Regions from separate parts of the Mus musculus genome. Here regions 2, 3, 4, 5, 6 and 7 are each linked to region 1. A link is a loop called in an ENCODE intact Hi-C map of the cell type or tissue named here. Cell type or tissue: left cerebral cortex. All regions are shown on one strand.

Region 1 (4,000 bases):
GGTGCCCGTGGAGCTGCACGCCACCATGTGGAAGCCCGACTCGGACAGCTTATCGAAGGCCTGCTCTAGGAAGTTGAACTTGAGGTAATAGCGGGAGGTGTAGCGCTCCGGGGGCCGGTCGGGGTCCCGGCTCTCATTCAGGGTGTCCCCAAACACCTCCTTGGCCAGCGACGTCTTGCCGCACACGGTGATGCGCGCCACCCGCCGGAACTTGGCGTCCGCCTGAGCGTCGCGCCCGATGGTGTAGGAGCCGCGGTAGCCGATGGTGATGTAGCCGGAGCGCCGGCTGCCGTCCAAAGACTGGGACGGCGTGAGCAGGGGCCCCGCCGCGCCCCCGGACGGGCTGCGGCTAGCCAGCTCCAGCGTGGGCGAAGGCGCCCCGGCCGAGGCGCCCTCCTGCGGCTCGGGCTCTGCGTAGCCCAGCGGCAGCAGCTCATCGCCCAGAGAGCCCTCCTTGTGCACCCCGCGGCGCGAGTGCGGCGGCGGTGGCCCCGGACCGGGTTGCTGGGGCGCCCCGAGGCGACGCACGAGCTCCGGCAGCTCGAAGTACTCGGCCTCGCGCTGCAGCCGGCTGCGCTCCGGGAAGTAGTCGGGCAGCACGAGCTGCAAGTCCCGCAGGTAATCCAGGATGTAGCGGAAGAGGAAGCCGTCCCGGTCCAGAAAGAAGCGGCCTTTGCTGTCCCGGGCCAGCTCCTGCGGCTGCTGCTGCGTGAACATACGCCAGAGCAGCGAGTCGGGCACGGACACCACGGTGCAGCGCCGGGTCACATACACCTGCCCTCCCACGTTCAGCTCTACGATGTCCGGGAAGAGCGGCGGCTCCGCCGAGGACGACGACGAGCCGCTGCCACCTCCGCCTCCGCCCCCGTTGGGTAATCCTCGGGTGCTGTCCGCCAGAGCCATGGCCAAAAAGAGGTGGCCCGGATGGGCCAAGTGGCAGGGAGCGGGGTCGCGATCGGAAGCCCCAGCGGCTCTTATCGGGGAGCCCTGCGCTCAGGCGGCGGCCGGCCACTGAGAGCCGCGCGGTGCGAGCGCGCAGCAGTGCGCCCACGAGAGCCCCGGTGCGCTGCGCCTGCCTCGCCCGCGCGCTCCAGGCGAGTGGCGGGTCGCGGCCCGCGCGCCGCTTAAGTAGAGCCGCCCGCTTGGGCGGCGCGGCGCGCAGGAGGCGGTGGGCGGCTGCGGAGCCGCTGAGCTCGCTCCCGGGGCGGGGAGGGCTGGGGCGGGGTGGGGGTGGGGGAGGAGCGGGGAATGCATTTGCATGCTAAACGCTGACGCGGCTCGGGGCTGCAGGCTCCACCCTGACCCGCGCGCTCCGGGGGACGACCGGACTGTCACCGCCCGTCCGCCCACCCGCTCCGGGCCCAGCTCCTCTTCCTCTTCCGCAGTGGGTCAGAGCCTCCAGGCGCTTCTCCAGGAGGCTGATCACTAAAGCGATCCTCTTGTGTTCCCACCTCCCCTCCCGCCGCCCTTCTCGGCTGACCGCAGCCGGCACCCGGGGACTCCAGAAGGGGTTGGAAACTTTCTGGCAGAGTGGAAAAGCTTGATTGCCTGCGGCTAGCGCCCTCTAGACCTACCCGCTTCTAACAGTGCAGAGCGCTGCTGTTGGAGATCCATCCCCGGGTCTCTGGAAGTTCTGAAGAGACACTAACTTGGAAAGGATGCACCGGTCCCTTCAAGTCCAGACCACCCAAAGGTTTTTCACGTGACTATGTGACTAGCGTATAGCCTCGAAAAATCCCTAGAAACCACAAGCGAATGCTTCGCGAAAATGCTCTGTTAGATTATTTTGCGAGAGCATAAAGTCTTTGGTTAGGAAACCACAACACAGTACTGCAGTGAGCAGAAATGACTAGGAGAGGAAGTTGGGTGGACACAAAGGGGGGGGGAGGGGCTTACACTGCGTGGGCAAGAAAAGCTAATAAGCGCCTCCAATAGTGGGACGTGAGGCCTCCGGTTGCTTTCAGCCATCTGTAAATCGCACCAGAAAATTCCAATCTAATATTTTCTTTTATTCGTATTATTAGTATTTAATGATTTTACTAGTATTTCATTATTTTACTAAAATTCCGCTGATGTTTTATTTGTTCCTTGAAATGTTAATGCACGTATAGAAAATAATTTACTTTTAGCCCATGCATAACTGTTCTAAAGGTCCAGTAACCCGTGTTCTCCTCCTCCCTCCATCGTTCTCTTCTGTACTTTACAAGACCGTCCACCAGAGAAGAAAGGCTGTGTAGGTCTGAAGGCCCTTCAGATTTAGCCATGCTCTCTATGGACTCCTACTTGTTCAGCGTTTGGAGTCATGCACAAATTTCAGCCCACAGAATTCTGCCACTGCCGGGAAACCTTCCATGGTCTCCCAGGGGAATGAGACAGGTTGCTCTTCAAATTCCCATCTTTGCACTTGGCACGTTCTGAAATCTCAAATTTGTGGTCTGTTATCTGATCGTTGGTTTTTGGTGAATAAATAGATAAGGGCTTCAAGAAGCCCAAGATAGAGGAGACTCTGAAAAACCACAATTTTAATAAATGCTCTTATACGTTGCTGGGCATCAGGCTGTGGAGAATTCAAGGCTGACTACCTACATCTCCTTTAGAGCAGCCAAGAGGCAAAGGGTTGGCCATCTGAACAGTTATCAGATCACTTTGAAGGACAGGCTGTCAATCACAATAAGCCCAGAAAGATCTTTGTCTTAATAATGATGTCTACCCTTTGTGCGACTGTCCAATGAGCTTGATAGTCTTCTCACGGATGAATGTCATTTTCATTTCTGAAATGTTTATGTCTGCCAAACAATTACTGCACTCGTGTCACAGAGCTGAAATAAGATCAGGCCCCAGACCAGCCTGCTTAATTGCAGGCACAGATTTCTGATACTGAATATATTTCACCATTCTTCAACTGTTCCTTGGGATAAATGATAGATGACAGGAAAGTTCCGAGTCCCGACACTGAATGTGATATATCAGCATCTCAGGCCTGACAAAACTGCCACTTTTCTGTAAGCCCAAGAAAAGACTTCAGTGTCACCTTGGCACAACTGGGTCATTGTTCTATGCTGCCATGTCTCCCTTCAAGATCCTTCCCGTCTTAGGGTCACTACCTCTCCACCACCCCTCAAGACCAAGCCAACATTACCTCATGTTGACCAAGCCAACATCACCTCATTATCACCTCAGATCACTGCCTGGACCTCCAAACTGCCTCTACTCTAGCACCCATCAGTCTTCCATCACTAGACCAAAGAGAAGGATCCAGTCAGACCCTGTGTTGTGTGTTTCTTCCCACGTCACACATGAGCAAAACCAAAGTCCTTCTAATGATGTGACAGATGCTTGCTTGTTTCTGACCCACACATGCTTCTTTGACCCATGCCATAACACTTTGCAATGAATGTGCTGGGTTCTCATGCCATTGGCCCTTCCCCTCTCTCTTTCCTTAAATGACTCGTCATCCCCCACACTGTGTCCCACCCCTTCCTTCTTCCCTTCCCCAGGTCCCCTTTGCCCATTACCCTGTTCAATGAAGTGCAGCTCTATTCCACAGCTTTCTCTTCCCTGCCTTCTTTGTTGAAAGTCTCTTTCCCTGTGTCAGAATGTAAGACCCAAAGAGGTCAGGGATATTTCTCAGCTCTGTTCATTACTATATCCTTAATATCCAGAACACAGCCGGGGCTCTATAATCTTTTGATAAATACTTTGATCATTCACTTATTCCCTCTGTAGTCATTCAAGGTCTACCACCATGTTCCAGGAAGTGTGTTCAGAATAATCACTGCCCTCTTAGAGCTTATACTACACACACATACACACACACACACACACACACACACACACACACACACACACACACACTGTTTGGATAATAATAAACATCACACGTACCAAAAATAATTCATGAAATGAAATAAAGGGACAATGTGAACATCACTCCTGCTGTAGAGTATCTGAGGAAGGTGTCTCTGAAAATGATGCTGGAAGAGCCCCAGCACATTCAAGA
Region 2 (4,000 bases), 780 kb before region 1:
AAGTTCTCAAGCCAATCTCTTACTTAAAAAGCCTTTCCTATTTTGGTCAGAACAGAGCAAAGATGACTTTTGCATCTATTAGTGTACAGTGCTATGTTGACCATATCAGTCAAGTAAGTCAAGGAATAGATGATTAGACAAATGAGAAAAGTAAGCATAGTTGTAAATCTCTGTTTACAGATGCTATGGTGGCACAGGCTTTCTACTTCTTGATAAACACCATGACCAAGATCAACTTTGGGAAGAAAAGGTTTATTTCGGTTCACAGTTCTACATAAGAGTCCACCACTGAGGGAAGTCAGGGCAGGAACTCAAACACCTGCAGACGGGACATGATGCAGAGGCCATGATGGAGTGCTGCTTATTGGTTTGCTCCACATGGTTTGCTCAATCTGCTTTCTTATAGCACTCAGGACCAGCAGCCCAGAGGTGACATCATCTGTAGTGAGCTAGGCCCTCCTACATCAATCATCAATTAAGAAAAAGAAACACAGGTTTGCATACAAGCCAAACTGGTGAGGTCATTTTTAGCAACTCAGGGTCCCTCTTCTAAAACTACTTTAGCTTGAGTCAAGTTAACATAAAATGTGCCAGTACATATGATGACACATGAAGAAACCACACTGAAGCTGCTATTAGCTTAAAAGGGAAAAGAAGATAGAGAATCATCAATAGTATACATGCTTCAACAAATATGAGGAAGAAGATATGATGAAAGATGAAAATATGGCCTTCGGTCCCACTTAAAGTTACTCAACATAATGAGCTCCTCAAGATGACATCATAGCATGTTTTTTTTCTTCTTATGATGTTGGTGTTTGAACCTATGAGTACGTATTCAATAACTGAATTTCACCTCCAGTATCCACTGGCTTTCTTATTTATTTTTAACTTATACAACTTGATTTCAAAATAATACCACATAGGAATAAGTAAAAAAAAATCATTAATAAATTATAAAGTAGAAATAGCTTTCCATTTCAAAACATAGTTTAGGGGACCTCTAAACCTCCTAGAACTAATATCTAAATATACATATTCACCAATGAAACAGAATTGCGATCCAGTAACAGAATAAGCTAAGGTAAAAATGTTATATTTACTAAATATGATGTCAAAACTTTCAGCCAAGAAAGGAAAACCTTTGAATAAATGCTGTTATGCCAACTGATTTGTCATTTGGCGAACAAAATATTTAGTTTCCCGTGTCAGTGATGCATCAGAAGCTCCAGTGAATGCCCCACACGTGTGCACATACAGCCAGTGCTGACTGGACACAGGGAATTATCCATGAAATAAATCAGAACAGAAAGAGACAGGCACATGTAAAATCAGACATGAAGTTGGGAGACCGAAGTTTGAGGGGATATGGAGGCAACTAGAGATGGAAATAGATGCAGGTATAAGCATATTTTATTTTGTGCATTTATGAAAGTCTGAAAAATAGAGAGAATATTACAAATTGCAAAAAATGTAATTGTGGAAAACCGAATTTAAAAAATTCTAGAAGAAAATGTACAAAATCCTTGTATGACCTACACACTAGATAAGTTTAACTCTGTCTCGTAATCTACATATAATTAAAGAGTAAAAATAAAACATTGTTAAAATTAATATGTTTTTGAGTTGCAAGATGAAGAATAAAGTGGCATGGAATACTTGATGAATTGAGACCATGGACACTCTGGTCAGTTATACTTTCTCTTAAAATGGTGTGATGGTTTGTCTATTCTTGGACCAGGGGTTGGCGCCATTTGGAGGTGAGACCTGGTTGGAGTAGGTGTGTCACTGTGGGTGTGGGCTTAATACTCTCACCCTAGTTGCCTGGAAGTCAGTCTTCCAGTAGCAGCCTTTGGATGAAGACGGAGAACTCTCAGCTCTGCCTCTGCCAGTGCCATGCCTGACTAGATACTGCCATGCTCCCACCTTGATGACAATGGACTGAACCTCTGAACCTGTAAGCCAGCCCCAATTAAATGTTTGTTTGTTTGTTTGTTTGTTTGTTTTTTAAGACTTGTCTTGTTTATGGTGTCTGTTCACAGCAGTAAAACCCTTACTAAGACAAATGGATTATAAGCTTCATGAAGGGAGTGAATGTCCTGTTCATTATTGCTGTTTTCCATGGTATCTGAATATTTTACGTGCTTACAAAATATCTGAAAAGATATTAATCCTCATTGCTGCTTGAAATAGAAGTCACGTGAGAAACAACCAGGAAATAAATATCATCCTTGAGGATACAATAATGATATGCCAAATGCAAATAGACAAATTGCCCTTAAATAAGAAGTGAGGATAGAACTGTGCTTTTTAGAACTGTAATACTGTGGAAGAAAATAAGCAGACTCAAGAAAAATGTTGAAGCACAGCATCAGAACAGTGAAGGAAACTCCCATCTGTTGGCGTTGTTTCCCTTTGTGGCGTAGGAGGGCAGGGAGCTGGAGTGTGCATGGTGGTGTGGGAGGGGAGCGCTTTGAACAGAACAGACTAGGAGGTTTGAAGTAGTCACTGTGGAGAGCAAGGGGAGGGATGACTAAGAACTGTTCCAGGCGCAGTAACATGACTCGTGGAAACCCAGAGTCTGAAACAGACATAATGGAGAGTTTATCCTGAACATCGAGACAGAGAGAAGGGAAAAAGGAGAAACATTGGCTCTGGGTTTAGGTGGCCGTGGGGAAGTGTGGCAGGACAGCACAGCAACAATTGGCGACATGCTTGGCTATACCAAATACATGAACTTAAAGAAAACCGTTAACCAATTGTGAAATGGGCAATTTTGTAACTTTTTATTAGATATTTTCTTTATATACATTTCAAATGCTATCCCAAAAGTTCCCTGTACCCTCCCCTCCGCCCTGCTCCCCTACCCACCCACTCCCACTTCTTGGCCCTGGAGTTCCCCTGTTTATATGTACTGGGGCATATAAAGTTTGCAAGACCAAGGGGCCTCTCTCCCAATGATGGCCGAGTAGGCCATCTTCTGCTACATATGCAGCTAGATACATGAGCTCTAGGGCTACTGATTAGTTCATATTGTTGTTCCACCTATAGGGTTGCAGACCCCTTCAGCTCCTTGGGTACTTTCTCTAGCTCCTCCATTTGGGCCCCTGTGATCCATCCAATAGATGACTGTGAGCATCCACTTCTGTATTTGCCAGGCACTGGCATACCCTCACAGGAGACAGCTATATCAGGGTCCTTTCAGCAAAATCTTGCTGGCATATGCAATAGTGTCTGGGTTTGGTGGCTGATTATGTGATGCATCCCCGGGTGGGGTAGTCTCTGGATGGTCCATCCTTTCGACTTAGCTCCAAACTTTGTCTCTGTGACTCCTTCCATAGGTATTTTGTTCCCTATTCGAAGGAGGAATGAAGTATCCACACATTGTTCTTCCTTCTTCTTGATTTTCTTGTGTTTTGCAATTGAATCTTGGGTATTCTATGCTTCTAATATCCACTTATCAGTGAGTGCATATCAAGTGACTTCTTTTGTGACTGAGTTACCTCACTCAGGATGATATCCTCCAGATACATCCATTTGTCCAAGAATTTAATAAATTCATTGTTTTCAATAGCTAAGTAGTACTCCATTGTGTAAATGTACCACATTTTCTGTATCCTTTCCTCTGTTGAGGGACATCTGGGTTCTTTTCAGCTCCTGGCTATTATAAATAAGGCTGCTATGAACATAGTGGAGCATGTGTCCTTATTACCAGTTGGGACATCTTCTGGGTATATGCCCAGGAGAGGTATTGCTGGATCTTCTGGTAGTACTATGTCCAATTTTCCGAGGAACCGCCAGACTGACTTCCAGAGTGGTTGTACAAGCTTGCAATCCCACCACCAATGGAGGAGTGTTCCTCTTTCTCCACATCCTCATCAGAATCTTAGCCATTTGATCTTAGCCATTTTGACTGGTGTGAGGTGGAATCTCAGGGTTGTTTTGATTTGCATTTCCCTGATGATTAAGGATGTTGAACATTTTTTTCAGGTGCTTCTCA
Region 3 (4,000 bases), 590 kb before region 1:
CCTCTTCATCAGTTCCCTAAAAGTCGTTTTGGGAATATAAACCTAACATTACTCATGTTTTGTTTTAAATTTTATTCTAGCTTATTTACACTCCTTTAGTTATTGGAAGTACTTGAAGACATACTATGTGTAGTTAAGATCTGGAACAAAACAGGAAAATGATTGCCATTTTAGCGTAGTCTAATTGTAAAGAATCAGGGATCAAGAAGCCATGAGCAGCTACTAATGCTCCTATAACTCTCAATATGTTCTGGAGCACATAAGAAAAGCTTTCTTATACTCACACAATTAAGCCAACATAACAATATTAAAACCCAAGAATTCTTCAAAGAAAATGTTATCAGAAAAAAATTTCAACAATAAACATCAACTAGTATGTTTGAATAAAAAGACATTGATTGATTAAATAAGAAGTTACACTAATGACCAGACACAGAGGCCCCTAAAACAGTGTTTTTCAACCTGTTGGTCACAACCTATTTGAGGGTCACATATCAGACATCCTGCATATCAGATATGTACATCATGATTCATGGTAATAGCAAAATTAGAGTTATGAAATAGCAGTGAAATAATTTTATGGTTTAAGGATCACGACAACATGAGGAACTGTATTAAAGAGTCACAGCATTAGGAAGATTAGGAACCACTGCTGAGAAGTATCCTAAAAAGATGTAAATAACAAATGATAAGAAATGATTTGGCTAGTTGTATAACTTCAACATAGTGATACAGGATAAGTCAAGTTCATCATACCACTCCCCGAGTTGGCTCCATTATGAAGAGCAAGTTAGACTCTATCCATCCTCCAATACTGAACTGGTCTCGTTGGCATAAGAAAACAGCTAATTAGGTGAGATGCCCAATGGCAACACCTGTGCAATTGGAAAGAAAGCCATGAAATAAACAAACAGCTATTAATCACTGGTACCAGCTCATTTCTTGTGATGTAGATAGGAAATGGTATGGCATGAAATTACTTTATTCATCTGTCAAAAGCAAACTAAAATGACTACATCCTATTTCATGCTGCTTGAACACCAAGGTTATTGTTTTTATCCTGGAATCATAGCCTTTTTTGCTGTGACACCATGATCCCAAGTTCCATTAGAATGTAATATAAAATAAATAATAAACAAGTTATCAGACAGGAAATTTTCATTCAAGCAATGAAATGAATTTGTCAAGGATGAAAAGAACAAGTTACTAAATAACAAAATGTTGCAAATGACGACTGCATACTGGAGCCCTGTGAACACAGGCTGTCAGTATACAGCAAGTGTTAGCACCTTGTGGTTTATTCAGAAGCCATTATCTATGCGGAATACAGAAAGTCTGCTGGCGTCATGGTTACACTGCTTTACTGGAACTGCATAGACCAACAGAAAAAGTTGCGAAACTCTACATTGGTGGCAGTGTCAGAGAACGCTTGGATTCTAATTTACTTTTATCTTTAGGAGATACAGGTATGGGAAATTACTATGGGGTGAATATAAATAAATGTGCCAAGTCAGTGGAGCTGCAGTTTGGTGATGAAGAAGGAGTGCTATGGTCGGAAAAGATTCATTTCAGAGCATGTAGCCATAAATCTGCATCTTTAAAGGGAAGCCAGTCCTTTCTCAGTAAGAGTCATCCCTGCATTCACCAGCAGGAAGCAGAAGAGCATTGTAGACACAGTGAGCAGGCACACAGCACTGTGAAACAGGCTGCCTCATCAGAGACGATCCAAATGGTTTCATGTAGAAAGGAAAAAAAAAAGGGTTCAAGAGATGATTAAAAAGTGCAATGGCAAAGTAGACAAGGGTCTTTGGTCCCACTCCAAGAATCATGACCTTTATCCAGTGTAAAAGGTGTAATAGATAATTTTTCCATGAAAGGGGGGTAATGTTAGGGTACAGAAGGTCAGTTTTGTGATAGGATGGCAGAGAGAGAGGAGCCACTTGAGATGGGAGACAAATGGCCTGTCATGAAATCATTCCAAGAAATGATGAATACCTGAGCTTAGGCAATAGTAGTAGACTGCAAAAAGAAGTCCAGGTAGACAAGATACTGGGGCTGTAGAGTACATGAAAATTGCCAGGTGATAGACTTTTAGGAGTCTAAGGTATAAGTCAATGAAGTAGGTATCTCTCTTGGGTCATTGTAAAGAAGTGATAGTCTTTTCGTTAAAGATGGAAATATGAGGTACAGGTTTAGAAAAGGTAAGTATAAGTTACCTTCCTGTCTGATTAACTGGAAAATCATGGTACAACTAGACCCAGATAGAGTTAAAGAAAAAACCAGGCTGAGACTCATGTGGTTCAGGATATGAATGGAAGCCATACATATTTACATCACTCCCCTGGATGCTGAATGCCAAAACCACACCCATGTAAAGGCAAGCTTCTTGATGGTATCAACAAGGTCCGAATTTGCTCCTCACCTGACATAAAGAAAACACTCAGAAAATAAGGCTAACAACACCCCTCAAAAAAAAAAAAAACCCATACCATATATAGTAATATTAGTAGTATTAAGGGTCAGTTCTAATTTTTATTTCTAATTTTGACTATAAAAGGACATTAAAATTTGGAGGAAATATACATCGTCTATGTGTAACTTTCAAGTATCTTTCATAAATATTAGGCTATGGTTAAGACATTTTGCCATAACCTATATACCTGCTACATATTTTGCAGTTCTTTTCAATCAAGTTTCAGATGTGTGAAAGATAATGCTACATTTTAAAACATATCCAAGGGCTGGAGAGATGGCTCAGTGGTTGAGAGCACTTACTGCTCTTCCAGAGGTCCTCAGTTTAATTCCCAGCAACCACATGGTGGCTCACAAAAAATCCGTAATGAGATCTGATGCCCTCTTCTGGAGTGTCTGAAGACAGCTACAGTGTACTTATAATAAATAAATAAATAAATAAATAAATAAATAAATATCCACACTATCACTTTACAAAAGATGATATACACTACTATAAATGTAGTCAAATATCCAGCCAGTCTAGTCAATATTCAAATGTGTCAAGTTATAACACACATACATTGCTCATTGCTGCTAAATATAGGACAGGATTTTGAGGAATGTATATAACATCTCTAGAAAGTACTTCAATATTACATTTTCCTGTATCTATCCATTAAGAAAATTATGCATGGACCATGGATGGGACATAGAAATATTTTGGAGGAAAGATTATTAAGTAATTCTTTAAAACTAATGGCTGATGAACATTAACAAGGCTCAGTAGGAAAATGTGCTTGCTGCAAAGCCTGATAACCTGAGATAAATATCCAAAAACTGGGAAAATAAAAACTGACTCTCTAAAATTGTCCTCTGATCTACACACACACACACACACACACACACACTCCAAATGTAAAAAAATAAAAAAATAAACTCAGAAATTTTTAATTCCAGTTAGTCTGTGAAAATGACCAGTCAACCTCCCCTTCCACAAAACAATAAAGACATAACATTGGAGGAAAATGTCTGAATGGTACTCCTAGAACTTAGAGGGAGGTAGTACTGGGTGAATATGATAAAAATATGTTGCATAATTGCATGAAAAATTTAAATAATAAATTAGAATTATAAATAACACCATCCATAATTTCATTCTCTTTTCCTTGTTTCATTGTGATAAGTAGAAAGTTCAAGCATTCTCTTTTGTAGACTCTCTTGCAGCTACACATAGTCAAGTGACTCAGGTTTAGTTCACAGCTGATACTGGTTAAGGTTTTGGAGAAAAATTTTTAATAGAAATGATAACTCCAATGTTACATACATTAACTAATTTCTCCTTCATCCTTTCTTTTATCTGGCAGGCAATTCAAGCCTAGAGGGACAGTAAACATATTACAAGTGTTAGGATGAGAGCCTCCCACTGAGGGCAGTGGAGCAGAAAGAACAGGATGCAGCCTTGTGAGTGACATCCTGGAGCAGTTTCCTCACACCTGGGCTTCACATCTTATTTTGAGGGGGATAAAAGGCCTTATCTGTGTAAGCT
Region 4 (4,000 bases), 1.2 Mb before region 1:
GATGGGCCCGATGGAATGACCATCTTGTATCCTTCCACCAGCCTCACTCCAGGGTTTTCCATAAGTCATGTAAGAAGCCCCCAGACTAATAGCTTGAGGGTGCCCTACCTCCTGGAATCCCTTCTGCTCTTTAGGAGCTTTGAAAGCCCTCCTCTGCCCACACTCTCATCACCGAGTCTACAGTAAGCTTTCCTAAAGCTCATGGTCTTTGGTCCTTGACTTCTGTTCTTCACAGTTCTGAGACAAGAATTTGAAAGCTACTGGCTTGGGGGAGGTTTTGATGGCCAATGAGTTTCCGAGATCCTAACTTGCCAGAGCCAATCTCACATCAGCAAAGGTCCATTGTTAAAGATATTTTTACGAGGGGGGGGGGTGGGTGTCCTTCCACAATGGGATGCTATTAAGTTTAATAGTCTAGGGACATTTTGTAGGACTCATGACAGAAATTAGGGTGCAGCATGAGGAGGTGGTTAGCCCTGTTGGCCCACCCATGAGGTCTCCAGGTTTGGGTGCGTCCTCACACGCAGCCTCTTGGACATGTTGCTTTGTTAAGGTGCTGCAAAAGAGGAAGGAAGGTATAGCAGAAACCAGAGTCCCATTTTGACCAAAGGTAAGACTCAGAACTGCTGCTTTCTAGACCTCTGCCTTCAATTACGTAGTAGTGGTCAGCCGAGGAAAGGACTTTGACACATTGACCCTTAGGAGATATTTCGGACCAAACCATGTTAAGGCTTATGACAGCTGGGTTCCTATTTGGAGGCTGTGTCTTTGGCTAAGTGAGAAAATCTTAAAGAATGACCCTTCTCTTCAGTTCTTTGTTATTAATTTTCAAGGTGTATTTATTTCCTTTTATGCATGTGATTGCTTGCCTAAATGTCTGTATGTGCTCATGTGCACACCTGGTGTCCCTGGATGTCAGAAGATGGCACTGGTGACAGATGGTCGTGAGCCTTATATAAGCGTTGAGAACTGAATTCAGGTCTTCTGCACGAACATTAAGTGCCCTTGGTCTTTTGTGTCAACCCCTACCTCTCTGAGTGTTACTGGAGAAGGGATGGAGGACAGACCAGAGGGCAGGAGATAGCAGCTGCTTCTGAGAGCTTGTTTTTAGTTTGTTTACCTTGACGTGTTCTTTTCTGAGCTTCAACAGTGACACTCACCATCAGCCATAATTATGTACCGAAAACAAGGGAAGAGTATGCACATCAAACCTAGGCAGAAAAATCATCACTTCCTTTATACTAACTCACTGAAAATAAAGTTCAACTGGTCCAAGCTTTTCAGTCCACCTCTTATAGGCCCTAAAAGTGGCCAAATACATTGAAGTTGCCATCAGGAGTGTATATGATCGAGAGCCTGCGCATGGTAGCCTAAGGACATGTGTACATGTATACATGACTATACATGTATAGTCAATGTTTGGAGAATGACAGAAAGCCAGTCCTTGCAGGGAACCAGGGCAAAGGCATGCAAATGTAAAACTTCTGTCTAGTCAGCTTGGGCTGTTGTAACAGAGTGCCAGAGATTCGGGTGTTTTAAACAATTTATTTCTCATAAGTCTGAAGGCTGGGAAGTCTAAGAGTAAGATACTGGAAGATTTATTGTTGGATAAAGGTCAGACACCTGATTCTTGCTTGGTACCCTTTTGCTGGCTCCTTACCCGGAAGAAAGGGCAGGAGAGATGAGAGTGGATGAATAGTTTTTTGTTTGTTTTAGATTAAAAATATTTTAAACTATCAGCTAATATATCTATAGTATTAGGTTTCATTATGATATTTCCAAACACAATTTATTTTCACTGATTCTCCTCTTAACTCTTCCCCATCCCTCGACACTACTACTTCTCCTGACCCAGGAGAAAGAAAAAGAATTGGGGAAAGCTATTGATCATAAAAAAGAATTTGGATAAATTGGGAGAAAGCCCTAGTGAGGGACAGGCCTTCCCCACCACCAGAGGGCAGTATTCATCCAACCTCTGTTCATTGTATTCTGGAGAATAGCACCGAGATCTGCGCATGGCAGGGGTGGGGGTGGGGTGTGGGGGTGAAGATGGGGGGCACTTCCAGAGTCAAGAGGATGTTGCAAAGGGTTTTGAAATTTTCCTTCTCGCCCTTTCTTCATTTGGTTAACAAAATGTGTGTGTGTGGTGTATATGTTTATATGTGTGTGTATTGTGTCATGTGTGTGCTGTGTGTAGATGTGTGCATAGTGTTGTATATGTGTGTGTTGTGTTGTGTGTGTGGTGGGTATGTGTTATGTGTATGAGTGTGTTGTGTGTATTTTTGTATGTATATGGTATGCATGTATATGTGTGTGTGGTATGTGTGCAGTGTGTATGTGGTGTGTATATGTGTATATGAGTGTAGTGGGTTGTGTGTGTGTATGTGGTATGTATATGTATGTGTGTTTGTGTGTATGTATGTATGTATGTATGTATGTGTGTTATGGTGTGTTCTTGTTTTTCCTCTCAATCCTATTCTCTCTGGCCAAGCAGAGTTATAAAATTGAGTACATAACTCCTTACAACATTTGATACGTCTTATTTTTTAATTGAAACATTTTATTTGAAGGTATATAAAAAGTAATCAATGGCTTTTAACACTGTTCCTACAAGAGTCCATTGCTTCCCAGTAAAGATTTAATAATTACCTTTATATATTTGATGTAGTTGTTTGTAAAGCCAATATCATGTGAGGGCCTCTTGGCACTTTGAATTATCCATTATAAGGGGAATCTTAAAAACAAAAAGTCAGGATAAATACCACCCAGCTAAGTTAAAATATGAAGTGTGTGGCTGCCAATGATGGAAAAATGAAGTGACCTATCACTTATGAATATTGTCACTTGACCCTCATTTGTGTATTTAGAAACCTTATATAGAGAACAGAGAGTGGCATTTCCTTCCCTTTACAACAATAAGCTTAACACTGTAAAGAACGATCCCATGCTCTAGGCTTAATTTTTTTATTTATGTCGATTTTCTGACATACTTCACAAAAGCAGAAAGAACTTTTCAGTAAAGCAAGCTTTCTCGAGCCACGGGTTGTGCTGACAAATGCAGGCCAAGATGAGCGCCTTCTCTGGTTGCTGTTGTTGGATTTCCATTTAGACTTTGCCTCAGCCCAAAAGAAGATGGAAGTTGCTTAGGATGTGAACAACAAAAACTCTCCTCACGGTTTCAGCACCCTCTCTGTGCAGTGGAGAATGCAGTGGGAGCCTTCTCCAGCTTTCCAGGAGCTCACTGGTCTGAGTCCCCTGGCCCCCGGCTTTACCTTAGCTCCCAGCCTGCTCTGGAGTCTTTGCTTCAGTGTCTGACTTAAGAGTTCTTGTTTCTGTTTCCTCAGCCTGTCTCCGGCTTCAAGAGTTTGGGTAAAGCTCCTTGCTCTGGACTTTGTTTGAAAGTCCATGGACTACCTCTTGATTCTTCAGTTTATCTCTCTAGTACTTTCTCTCCTCCCAAGCTTGAGGTTGGAATTTTATTTTGTTTGGAAGGTTTTTTGTTTCTTTGCTTTTAATTCTTAAAATTTACTCCATATTTAAGGAAATCCCCAAAGGATTCTCGGGTTAGTCACTTTTTGATGGTAGGATAAAGTGCCTATGTTAAACCACCAGAGGGAAGACAAACTTATCTGATTCACAGTTTAGAAGGCTCCACTCTCATTTCCTGGCTTCATCACTTTTGTGCTAGCAGGACAGCAGAGAAATCACAGCAGGAAGGCTATGGAGGAGGAGTGTTATTTTCTTCATGGTTGTAAAGAAGCAGAGAGCAGGGGAAGGGAAGGGCCTGGGACAGGGTATACCTGCAGAAATTTCCACGAGTGTCATAGTTTGCCCAACTAGGCTCAATTTCCTAAGAGCCCACTCAGCCAAGAATTCACCAGTAGCTTTAAGCTCCAATCATATCTTTTCTTTTTTTTTTTAATTGGGTATTTATTTCATTTACATTTCCAATGCTATCCCAAAAGTCCCCCACATCATTTCTTAAAGCCCCCCAGGAGCC
Region 5 (4,000 bases), 460 kb before region 1:
AACAACTTACATGAAAAAAAGGTCTTGCTCTTTATAATTAGTTTTTAGAAAACATTGCTGAAATTCTGGTTCATTGTTTCTCTTGTGAGATATTTTGATTATTAAGAAAATACTACATTTTTATTAAGTGTTTTATATTTTGAAAATGTTTTCTTTGATTGTCATTTTCTTTTGACATTATGACTCTTTGATGCAGTAGAGAACTTGTCATTTTTTTATGTGGATCAACTTTTGATATTTTTGTCTCCTGGCTTCTGAGTTAGAAGAAGGCTTTTCCATGGACAAATTGGTTTAAGAAGAAAATGTGCATTTCAGGTATTGTTATTAGTCATAACCACCCTACTGTCCACTGTCACAGCTGAGCTCTGTCTGTCATTGTAAAATGATACAAAATTTAAGGAAACAGTTTCTTAATGTTTTCAATTTTACCCTTTTATATTCGAATGAATGTTATTTATGTTACTACTGAATAAACCATCAAGTAGGGCTGTAATTCTATTCTTTAAAAAAACAAAACCAAGCCAAAAAGTTTACTTGGACCTCCTCTATAGTCTAGCAAATCCTCTATGTTCTGTCTTTCCCCCGTTAATTAATTTATTTATTCATGTTTACTTTCAGCTTCCTTTAGCTAGTTAAACACTTATATCTAATTATTTTAATGTTGTTTCTTGGGAGATTTTTGCTTTGTTTGGGGTTGCTGTTTACTTTTGAGACAGGGTTTCATCATGTCACTTGGCAGGCCCGGAATTCACGACATAGACCCCTCCTTCCAAAATGCTAGGATGCTAGGATTAAGGACATGGACAATCACATCCAGCCATCCCTAAGACATTTTAAGTTGAGAAAAATCCTTCAGTAACCATTACTTTCCTTTATCAGAATATGCCTAGATGTTTGCATAGTTGGGCTTTTGCTTGAGTTTAGTCAGTGTTTAAAACAGGGGATGTGTTCTTCCTAATTACCTACAGCTTTTTTTTTCTTTCTTTCTTTGTGAAATGCCTGAGCAGCTCTTATTTGGCTTATGCTTAGATATTTTAAATATGTGGTTTTGATGATTTTTTTTTCTTTTCTTTGTGAAGCACCAATAAAATGGAAATAAGGAGGATGTGGTGGGTAAGCGTGGGAAGCCCCACATCTCATCGGGAACTTGTAAACCTATAGAATCTATCATTGAGGAAAGAAGCATTGCAAGTACGAAGTTATGTAGGAATTAGGTAGGGTCTTTAGGAAGGAAGGGACCTATGCCATCAACACCAAGCGCCATGTTCTGAACTTTTTTAGCCCACACAGTTCATCGTATCATGATCACTGGCTCAGTGAAGAACTTCCCATAAATTCACAGATGAAAAGGGACACTTGCAGATTCCAACAATTATTTATTGTCTCCACCATTCATGCTAGACCTACATCCTCAGGCAATTAGCCCTGATTCCTTGACCCCATTCTTTTATTCGTGGACATAGAGATCCATCTGTATTGAAACTACATGAAGTATGCATGTTAAAAAAATAATGAGTGCAGGGCTCTTAGGTAGTAAAAGAGGGAAGTCTCCTGCAAATATTGGAAAGACAAGTGCAGAGGGGGATGAAAGGAGGGCTTGTCAGAGGAGAATTCCCATGGGAATTTCAAATGGCCCAAGCTGCAGGGAAAGGAACTTAAAATTCCACTCTCTGGAAATTAGTCTGCACCACATATATATAATATATGGGCTTGAATGCCAAGGTAAAAAATGTGGACTAGATTATATCTATTTTTTATTTCAAGTAAAGCTAACTATCTATGAAAAGGTTTATCTAAAATAGAAAGAGACATGTGTGCCAGGGAATCCCAAAGTGGAAAGAAAGGTCACGTTTAAGCATAGGAAATCCGAGGTCTGGCATACATCCCGATGGTAGCGCAGCTCCTTACATATGGAAGGCTCCCATTAAATATTGAAGGAATTAATGAAAAATAAATGACTAGTGAGATTTTTTTGAAATCAGGCATTTCTAGAAGTTCATAATTTATAACAGTTTCATCTCAAGGTTTCCGCCACGCATTCTTCTCAAGCGCGAGATCCCTCCTAGAGGAGCAGTGTCTTTCTGGAACACAGCTCTGTTCTGCTACACAGCAGCAATTAAGCAAAGGAATTAATGTTTCCTAAGCACTCGAGACACTGCTTTGCACAAATTAAATGCTGCATAACTGATAGAGCTATCTGTTAAGTAAATAATGATGGCTGGGATACAAGACCAGGATAAAATTGTAAAAGAGTAGGTTCAAGTCAGATGCTTTCGTCTCCTTTAAAGTGCCTGGTACCCCTGCATCTACTTCATCATTTTTGAAAAGCTCCAAAGGAATTTATTAAGCATTTAAATGCTTAGTAAGCAACATCTAAATAAATATTTAAAATAAAGTCTTTTTTTTATAATTAAATATGAGCAATGTCTCCAAAAAGCCTCATGAGTAAGGACTCTGGGAAGAGTGATTTTTCTGGGAGTGATGTAGACCTTTGTAGTAGTAGGGCTTCATGAGAGGTCTTTGTCGTATTGGGAAAGTGCTCTCAAAAGTAATTACCTGTGAGAGCCTGGCTGTTTTCTAAATCATTATTCTTCCTGGCTCATGATATGAGTATTTGTCTACTACATGTTTCTGCCTGTTATGTCACTATTGATAAAGACCTGAATTATTGGGTCCCACATTCATCTGGAAACTCCAGAAGTATGAGCCTTTTAGAACATGACTTACTAGAGTATTTTGTTATGCTAATGTGATGCTGACCAACATAACATCTCACAGAAACAGGTATACACAGAAAGAGAGGGAGAAACATTTGATTCATGACACAAAGCTATGTGCAAATGATCTGTTAAGGCAGAGAAGGATAGCCATAGGTATGCAGGGTACAGGTTGTCCAGCTTTGGTGGATTTTAAGGGCTGAGATTTCAAGTTAAAAGTAGTAGAAAGCCATTAACGGTATTTAACAAGGTTACCTGTGTATGCCTTGATTTAAAAAAAAATATATATCCTTTCCATGTAGAGTGAAGAATACATTTGAAAAAAAATGAAAAAGAAACATCAGGTAGCTGTTATTTTAGTCAAGAGAAATGACTGTGTTTAGACTCTGGTAGTAGCTGTGAAAATGAAAAAGCACCAAGAGGCTGAGCAGAGATCAACTCACGTGGAGATAAAGGAGAGCAGGGTCAAGAACACAGACTGGGTTTAGTGACCTGAGAAACTAGGTACCATTTCTCAATGACAAGAGTTTTTCAAATATGGTTTTGGGGGAAAAGAATATGTGATCACTTTAGCACATGCTAACCTTGAGAAGTCAGATTTGAGTTTTCCAGCTAGAGATAGTAAGTAAGGAGGAAGTTATATGAATCTGAACCTAAGTAACATCTGGGATAGAGAAATATGTGTGGAGTTTATATCAGGCCATCACATGAATCATATTTACAAGCTTCTATGGTCAAAGCAGCTACAAGTAAGCTGTTGCCTTCTACATAAGTTAAAACAGATGTCTACAGCCTCAATATTATAATGCTCCGCCCCCGCCCCGCCCCGCCCCGCCCCCCATTGGACTTAGCATGTGCTTGTGTACTGTTCTGTGCAAGTACTGGCTAAAGCTGAGTTTTATACACCCCAGAAACATGAGCTAAGGACTTCTCATCAGGCCTAAGTCTAAAGTATTCTACCATTTTACAAAGGCACACTTCTGGAGGCCAAGCATTCAACAGGTGCACCTTTGGGGGACATTTAAGATTTACAGTATAGCTCATGTCTGAAGCTACTTTGATCTATAGGAAATGAAAGGTGATGGATGCACATCTTTTTTCTCCCCTGGGTATACAGAAACCGAGATGAGTTTCTCCAAGCTTCTCGGATGCTCCAGGAAAGATCCAATATCAACCACCCAAAGAACCAGTCATGGTGATCATCCATTCTTCAGCAGGCTTCCTTCAGCCTAACTCACTTCATCTGTGCATCGTTATCACCACTGGCTAAGATATCTTCCCAA
Region 6 (4,000 bases), 1.0 Mb before region 1:
ATACCCAGAAAGGTGAGAAGAGGGTATCAGAGTTCCTGAGATTGGCGTCACTGATGGTTGTCAGCCTCCACATGGGAGCTGGGAATCAAACCTTGGTCCTGGAAGAGTAGCAGCGCTCTTAATTCCTGAGCTATTCTCTAATCTGATGGAAGTTACAAAATCTTATGACCAGTCATTATTGCCATTTGAAAAAGGGCTATGCATCTAAAACCTCATGAAATCCACAGTAATTCACCTATGCTGTGATGAGCAGCTATTCCTACCCAACTCTGAAGCCATTGTAGAAAGAGAAGCCCAACTGCATGGATTTTTTTCTTGACACTAATATAATCGAGTATACCAATATACTAATATAATCTATTATACTAATATACTAATGTAATATCCACAGAAGGCAGTGTAGACAGATTTCCCATCTCCATGTCAGGCCTCACCAGTGTGGACCATGGGTCCATGCTGTGAACACAACTGCTCAGGGATGGTGTTTTACTGAAAATGTAGAGTGAAGTGCCATGAAGCTCAGGAATTAACATTCCTTGAGGACACACTTGACCCTGCCCTTTGATCCCCGTGGTTTTCGTGTGAGCAAGCCACAGGTCATGTCAGGTGTCTTCCTCAGTCACTCTCACTTTTACTTTGTGAGACAGGATCTGCTATTGAACCCAGAGCTTACGTGTTGGCTAGACTGGCTGGTCAGCAAGCCCTGATTACCCTATCTCTGTCTCTCTAGCTTCAAGAGTATAAGGGTACACATCATGGCCACCTTTGCTGCCCTAGCACTTGGGTTATTGGGGTGACACCGACCTCAGCTTTGTTTCTGTGGTTGCTGAGGGTCATACACAACAAAGAAAAGATTTTACCAACTGAGTTACTTCCCAGCCTGCCCTGCCCTGGTCAGCCAAGTCTTTTAAAAACCATATAAACCCCATTTGTAAAGTATGCAGAACACACAAGAACCTTTTCCTAGCCTAAGCTACTTTAGAGACGTCGCCACTCACTGCCTTTTCTGCAGAGAGAGCTCTCAGAAGTTTAGACAACATCAGTTGAAGGTTCCATCCTATTGGAGCTTTTGATCCGTTTTTCTACCATTGACATCCCCCATCAACATTAGAGCTGCCTGGTTTTCTTTATTTCTGTAGTTGTTTGCATCATGAAGAGCAGCCTAACAAATCTCATCTCCTTGTACCCCAGTTTCTCCCCTCCGAAAAAAATGGTCATTATAATACAGCTCATGTAGCGGTCTGGAGCAGTGACTGACGTTTTGAATGAACAGAACATGGCGTGTGGTTATTGAATTTGTCCAAGTTGCTTTAGTTTTTCAAGCTATTTTTTAACCATCACACACATTCATATATCCTTGTACTGGTTTGAGGAAGAACATGAGGAAGGGAAGAGTTCTGAGATTGAGGTTCCAGCCCCACCCTTCAGACATGACGGCCTTCACTTCATCGCCCCCAGGTTTCCCCTTTCTAATCCGCAAAAGAGCCCTTTAGGAGCGTAGCCCAACCGTCTGCTGAAGTGAGCTCCTCTTAACACTAGGGGGCAGGCAAATACAATCCCTGAAGTGTGTGCCTTTTAGACACCAGAAATAATGAAAATCTATATTACAAAATGTAAAATTTGAAATAAAGTTGTAATTCTGATAGAATCTTCGGACGCACTGTAAGCTCTCATGTTTGAGCATTGCCTTTATTACACGCATACGACAACGCTTAGCATTTATCTAGTGCTTACCGTGTGCAAAGGCACGGCGCAACCCGTTCCTTTTAATAATAACTACATCAAACTCTGCACCCTGGGTGGCGTCCAAAATTATCTAGAGAGATCGTGAAACTGAGGATAAGCGAAAGTCACCCAGCTGGCAACTGGCAGAGCTAGGACTGCAACATGCATTAAGTGACTACACTTAAGCGGGGTTCTGTACCGTTCCCTGCCAGTTCCCATAGCCACCATGGAACCCTCCCACCACTGGGACTGCAGACAGCGTCTCCCCATCACTGTTGTCACAGAAGGGAGGTGATGTCATGGAAATATTTCGCACTGTGCATGAGTGATTCCAATTCCATAAAAGCTCAGAAGCCTTGATTATATTAAATATCAAAATTAAACCATGAAATTATTTGGGAGATGGATATTGGATTCACTTGCTCTGACGGTAGTCTGCTAGACCAGCACAGATAGATGCCTGTGTTGTCTGTCCCCAGATAGTGTACCACTCTTGTTAACTACCTCCTGGCCTTGCCTGTCCCCCTGTCGTTGCAAATGCTATGACACTCACCATGGCCTGCCTTCCCTCTTCTGTCATATTCCCTTTCCCAACCTCAGCTGGGGGTTTTCCATGAGCCTCCATTAGATCTCTTGTAACAGTGTGTTTCCTAAAAATCATCTTTTTATTTGAAGGGTCTTTGTCTCTTACCACTTAACAGTTACATCTATTTTTTTATTATTTTTGAGAAATTCATGCATGCATAGAAATCCACATTTCTCTCCCTTTCAGTTCCTCCCCTGTTCCCAGCATTGTCCTTTGCCTCCCTACTTCATGTGCTCGTGGCTTATACACTCATTGAGTTCACTTAGTGTTGGTTAGCTGTGTGTGCATGAGTGTAGGACTGTATCCTGGGGCATGGGCAGCTTTTCAGGGGCTACATCCATGAAGGAAACTGACTCCCCTTCCCCTAGCAGCTACCAATTGCCAACAGCTCCTCAGAGCTATTGAATGGAAGAGCTCCATGGATCCCTTTCCCCACTCATGCTGGGATTTTCATTGGCTTGATCCCTCCTATGTGTTTCTGGTACAGTCACAGTTGCTGTGATCTCATATGTCCATCTGCCTTGTGTCTGAAAAACACTGTTTCATTATAGCTATCATTTACCCCTGGTTCTTTTAAAAAAAGATTTATTTATTTTATATATGTGAGTACAGTGTTGCAGTCTTCAGACTGCACCAGGAGAGGGTCTCAGAGCCCATCACAGATGGTTGTGAGCCACCATGAGGTTTTCAGGGAATTGAACTCTGGACCTCTGAAAGAGCACTCAGTGCTCTTAACTGCTGAGCCATCTCTCCAGACCCACCCCTGGTTCTTAAAATTGTTCAATGCCCCCTTCCATGGTGATCTCTGAGCCTTGGGAGGAGGGGTATGATACAGCTATCTCGTTTTGATCCTAGTACTCCGCCATCTCTTATTCTCTGCACTTTGACCAACTGTGATCATGGGAGCCTAGAATAATAGTAAAATCAGAAATTAGAAGTATTAGAAAATATCAGGACTATCCCAGAACAGGTCAGGCCAGTGACAGACAAACCTGGATGATCATTGCAAATTCTCCTTTAAGTTATAATAAATGCTTCCGTGGCTGCTTAAGACCAATGAATCTTTTGTCACAAGGGAAGAGAGGTTGCATTCAATAACTGTCCCAGTGATCTGGATAATTATTTGGAGGCTACCATCACTTGTGGGAACATCTCCTAATAACTCTCTACTTTTCTTGTGAGACGTGCCTCTTCCATTTCCTGGTTATTTTCTTGGTTACAAAGGTCAGTTATTTAAACTCATTCTCTGTGTGTGTGTGCATGTGTGTGTATGTGTGTGTGTGTGTGTGTGTGTGTGTGTGTGTCTACATGCCCCGGTTCTCTTGCACAAGTCAGAGGGCAGCCTTGGGTGTCAGTCCTTGCTTTCTACCTTGTTTGAAACAAGCACTGTTGTTCATCACTGCATATGCCAAGCATTTATAAGCAACTCTGCTCTAATTGCACATGATCTCCAGGAATCCTGCGTCTCTGGGGAGGCCTAGAGAATATAGGCCAGGGAATGTTAACTGAAGGCTTGGAAAGGTCTCCATACATACAGACAGCTATGGGAAGCCTTCCACTGTCCTGGGTAAAGACTTTTCAGTATGGCTGCTTTGGAGTCACCCGTGTTCCCTCTAGTAACCCTTCTCCTGTGTCAGTGAAGCCAATGAGCTCACTGCTCCCCCTAGTGAACTTTGGTGGAATTGTACC
Region 7 (4,000 bases), 100 kb before region 1:
TGCAACTAAGTAAGGTTTTATTCAAACTTCAGGAATCTGACCACCATTTTAGGCATGTTTAAGCACAACACAATTTGGTGAAAACTTATTCTGTTGGCAATTAACTCAATCCCACATACACAATAAAGAATATGTAAATATCTTTGAGGAACAAAGCTAAGCGAAGATTAAACATTGAACTCTTTGCAAAGTACATTTGACACTCCCATAAAGATAGATTTTATAAATTAACTGAGCAAAACAAGTGTATGTTGAGTGTCTGGGGGAGGATCACAAGGACTTATGTACCTTCTACAAAACATGGCTTGAATCAAGCCTCAGAAGCAGTCAGATTTCAGTAAGATGGATTCTTGCTGAAGAATCCGTCCCCAGGCTCACCTTTCTCTCTGCCCTTGCTCTAAGTTTTATGGTACTTCCAAAATCCAACCCCTTTCCTCTCATGTCTTTTTCATTCTACTTCCAAAAAAATGGCTCAAATGCCACCAGCAGCCTGAAGTTGCAAATAGGAAGTGAAGTGAACCCCCAACTATATGTAATTAGGTCCCTCATCAATCAATCCCAATGGCAGTATCCCCCCAAGCAACATCCCTAGGTGAAGCAGGTTACCTATGGTTAGCAACCCTCTGTCCTCATGCCTCATATAATCTCTGTCATTCACAAAATCAGTGGGTGGCCTTCCCAGAAATGTGGCCAGACTGTCAGCACACCACCAACTGATTTCACAAACAAAGGACTCCATGCCCTAAATTAAATTTCTTACTGGTGCCATCAATCAGCCAAGTCTCTCAATTAAAATTTGATTACCAGAAGTGTTGTTTTCACTTTCTTCCCTCTGATAAGTCAATTCATTTGATGGTGTAATTATAAAATCATTTAAGCATTTAACCTGCAGCTCATAGGCATGTTTAACTCTCTACTCATGCCCTACCCCACTTCTTATTGGTTAAAGTAATAAATACAATCTGGTTTCTATGTTACTCACTCACAGTGGGAAAGAAGTGACTGGGTTGGTCTGGGATTGAGCTTCAAGAATTACAATGCTTGGAGAAAGGCTTTTCCCAGAGTCTTGGACACGTAGGTGTGGTATGATAAGACAGAATGCAGGAGCTGTCATGGCAATACAGAGAATAGATCAAACTAGAGACACCACCTATCAGTTCAGTACAAGTTGTACATAAGACAAATTTGAAAGAAGGGAAGAGAGGGTCTGCTGACACTATTTTGTCACTGCTACACTGGGTCCTAGACTTTGTGACTTCAGAACCTGCCGAAAATAGTAAAGTAAGGCTACACTTCATCACTCTGTCATGTGCGAGGTGTTCATTAGCATTCATGCAGGCAGGCAGAAAATTACAGAAGGGAAGAAATTACATTCCAAGCTCGTCCCCCACCATGAGCTACAAATTTAGCATCTCGGCACAGGATGAAACCATGCCCTGCTGGCAGCCAGCTCATCCTCAACCCAACCCACCATGAAAACACAGAGAAAGCAAAGTATGCCTACGTCGTTGTTGGGATATCATGGGTATTTGTCAGACATTCCCTAGAAGCATTGCATAAGCCCTCTGTCCACCTGAAGTGTTTAGAACAGGGGTTTGATCAGCTTCTTTAGTGATCAATCCACTGGAAATCTATAGAAATGGGAATGGAGAGCCTTTGTTACTTTGCTCAGAGTATCAGTGGCCTGGGTCCCATTCACATCTCAGTTTTACACTCTCTTATCACTTTCCAGACGCGCATGTTCTCTCCTTGTTAAGCTGCTTTCACAGCCACATATGAGAAAGAGGCCTTGTTGCTGGAGTTGAGTTTCATCTTTGAGGTGATGACGTTGCTACCAAGTCTAAATATTCCCAACTGTCAATGGCTTTATGGAATGCAGGTATTAAACAAAGTCAAATCCTTTACAATATTCTTCAATGTACCTCAGAGCCAAAATGATTAACAATGAACAGAGTAGACTGGGTTACATATTACTTCTTCCTTACTTTATTGGCCTGATTCGGGTGGAACTGTCTACAAGACATCCTAGAGTCCATGTGTTTTTAGGACACGAGGTTGGCTGCATGCCCAAAACCAAAATTCTGATAACTTCGTTATGTTTCTGAGTGATACATAATGAGAAAACCCCAGCTTTACCCGGCAGCAGCCTAGGCTCACTAGTTGGTGTCCTAAATAGCATTTAATTGTGACTGTGTCCCTATGGGAGAGAACACATGCTATCACGCTATCACATTAAGTGTGTGGTTTTGTATTGACTTTCTGTCACCTGCCTCTAAATTGCCTTATGTTGGTGCTTGCAGATGACTGACATCTCTCAGCTGCCATTGTCACTGTCAGTGCTCACACCTAAAAATGTAGCACAAAACCTCTGCACCTTTTTCCTTTAATTCTATACCTGGGCCTTTTTTTTTTTTTTTTTTTGCCACCTAAACTAATAAAAACCACAATAGAAAATCTGTGGTTTTATCTAGCCAATCTTTAAGACAGCACAGTATTGAACTTAGCATGTTGGTTCATGTCTCTCACCCCAGACACAAAGGGACCATCATGAGTGAAAACCAGGCAGGGCTATGGTGGAGATGCTATAACACAACCACTTAAAAATGAAAGAGATAAATAACAGAGCCAGCCCTTGTCTCTGAGATTTGAATTTATATTGTTCTATCCCCATACAAAGCCATCTTCCCTATAGTGTGTGTTGTGTGTACATGCATTGAATTGTAAAAGAATGAGCACACTTTTTTGTTTTGTTTTGTTTTGTTTTGTTCTGTTTTGTTTTGTTTTTCGAGACAGGGTTTCTCTGTATAGCCCTGGCTGTCCTGGAACTCACTTTGTAGACCAGGCTGGCCTCAAACTCAGAAATCCACCTGCCTCTGCCTCCCCACTTTTAAATAGAACAAACTTTAAAACTGCATTTTAGCATAATATTTAATCACATAAGCAAATGCTTATGACACAATATTTATGACAAAATGAAACAGGACAAATCCTTTATATTTGAGTCATATTATGTCTTTGTCTGCCTTACTAGAAGAAAGTAATTACAAAATGTCAGTTGCCATCTTCTCTTGACAATGGGGTCAGGCCAGGAGAAATTGACTCTGTGTTTATAGAACTTTTCTAAATAGAGTATGTATTATTTATTAAAAGCTGAAATGTCATTCTTGTTAGTTACATATGCTGGATATTCCTCTCTTTAAGCCTGAATTATCTTTTCTATTTGCAGGCCATTCTATGCCGCTAACTTCCCTTCCTGTCTTCCAGAGTCCTCAAGACCCTTGTCCTAACGTGCTGCTTCCAGGGTATAAACTTAGGGAGCAGACTGACTCCTGGATGACTCCAGCACTTTTTGCTACAGGAAGCAGAGTGAACCAGAAGAGTTGGCTTCTCATCCCCATCCTAGTCAAACAGAAATGCAGAGACCATGGAGATCCTGCTGAGGTCCCTGGTCCCCTTCTTGCAATGAGTGAACTGTAAGGTTAGGCCAGATCACCCCAGAGGCCCATGCATCTGGAAATGTCTGGGTTTTCTTGAGCTCTCTACCCAATTGCAGTAGAAAGTTTTAATTGGCAGGAGTGTGAAATTACTGCAAAGTTCCATTTACAAGGCAAACAGTTCTCATTCAGCAAGAAGGGAAGAAAGCCAAGACACATAAATATCCAGGGGATCCAGCATACTGTTTTATATCAGAACAAATGTCCCAGACAAAATATTCATTCCAGATGTAAATCCAACCCAAATATCTACAGGAAGCAAATGAAGTCAGGGGAAGCTGAAGAAGTGTTTTCAGAAACATTAAATTACATAATGCCCTACACATATGTAAGAACTTAGTGGCACATCCCATTCACGTTTAATGGACTCTAAATTCATCTGAATAAGTAACTCACATGTAAACAACTGTAATGTTTACAATAACCTCATATTCATCTGAGAAAGTGCAACTGTTATTTAGAGGTAATTACTGACATTTAAAAGTCAGCTTAAGATTATACAAATT

Evidence for each region. Hi-C counts contacts between places; a loop is a spot of excess contacts. Peaks named below come from ENCODE experiments on the same cell type or tissue, not always from the same donor. Only the 100,000 strongest peaks of a DNase experiment are listed, where the experiment ranks them.
Region 2: a loop joins it to region 1, with 3 times the contacts of the local background. A loop is called at or near these places in 10 of 42 quality-filtered maps.
Region 3: it touches region 1 in a loop (5-fold over the local background); 4 of 42 quality-filtered maps call a loop at or near these places.
Region 4: it touches region 1 in a loop (2.7-fold over the local background); 8 of 42 quality-filtered maps call a loop at or near these places.
Region 5: a loop joins it to region 1, with 2.2 times the contacts of the local background. A loop is called at or near these places in 22 of 42 quality-filtered maps.
Region 6: it touches region 1 in a loop (8-fold over the local background); 25 of 42 quality-filtered maps call a loop at or near these places.
Region 7: it touches region 1 in a loop (3-fold over the local background); 10 of 42 quality-filtered maps call a loop at or near these places.

What each region holds. Positions count from the first base shown.
Region 1 is chr14:102,981,538-102,985,537 of GRCm38, forward strand. It overlaps Kctd12 (potassium channel tetramerisation domain containing 12), which reads right to left and starts at 1,100. Exons shown (of 1, transcript NM_177715.4): 1 at 1-1,100. The coding sequence starts at 903. It overlaps Mir5130 (microRNA 5130), which reads right to left and starts at 1,095; the gene lies at 1,012-1,095. In left cerebral cortex, CTCF peaks have their summits at 61, 267 and 1,555; DNase peaks (open chromatin) are centred at 101, 561, 1,036, 1,445 and 1 more place; H3K4me3 peaks cover 1,867 bases; H3K27ac peaks cover 1,534 bases.
Region 2 is chr14:102,197,170-102,201,169 of GRCm38, forward strand. No RefSeq gene overlaps it. Among named protein-coding and RNA genes, the nearest start is that of Gm41232, 25 kb to the left of the region's middle. In left cerebral cortex, no CTCF peak of the experiment used is centred here; a DNase peak (open chromatin) is centred at 2,454.
Region 3 is chr14:102,394,891-102,398,890 of GRCm38, forward strand. No RefSeq gene overlaps it. Among named protein-coding and RNA genes, the nearest start is that of Gm22347, 67 kb to the left of the region's middle. In left cerebral cortex, a CTCF peak has its summit at 1,620; a DNase peak (open chromatin) is centred at 1,580.
Region 4 is chr14:101,772,886-101,776,885 of GRCm38, forward strand. All of the region lies in intron 1 of Lmo7 (LIM domain only 7), which reads left to right. Among named protein-coding and RNA genes, the nearest start is that of Lmo7, 45 kb to the left of the region's middle. In left cerebral cortex, CTCF peaks have their summits at 1,938 (motif pointing right) and 3,589 (motif pointing right); DNase peaks (open chromatin) are centred at 1,947 and 3,698.
Region 5 is chr14:102,523,498-102,527,497 of GRCm38, forward strand. No RefSeq gene overlaps it. Among named protein-coding and RNA genes, the nearest start is that of Gm41233, 45 kb to the right of the region's middle. In left cerebral cortex, no CTCF peak of the experiment used is centred here; no DNase peak of the experiment used is centred here.
Region 6 is chr14:101,945,380-101,949,379 of GRCm38, forward strand. No RefSeq gene overlaps it. Among named protein-coding and RNA genes, the nearest start is that of Lmo7, 220 kb to the left of the region's middle. In left cerebral cortex, CTCF peaks have their summits at 1,533 (motif pointing right) and 3,977 (motif pointing left); DNase peaks (open chromatin) are centred at 1,535, 1,912 and 3,945; H3K4me3 peaks cover 601 bases.
Region 7 is chr14:102,877,373-102,881,372 of GRCm38, forward strand. No RefSeq gene overlaps it. Among named protein-coding and RNA genes, the nearest start is that of Gm34589, 45 kb to the left of the region's middle. In left cerebral cortex, no CTCF peak of the experiment used is centred here; DNase peaks (open chromatin) are centred at 1,390, 1,704 and 3,645.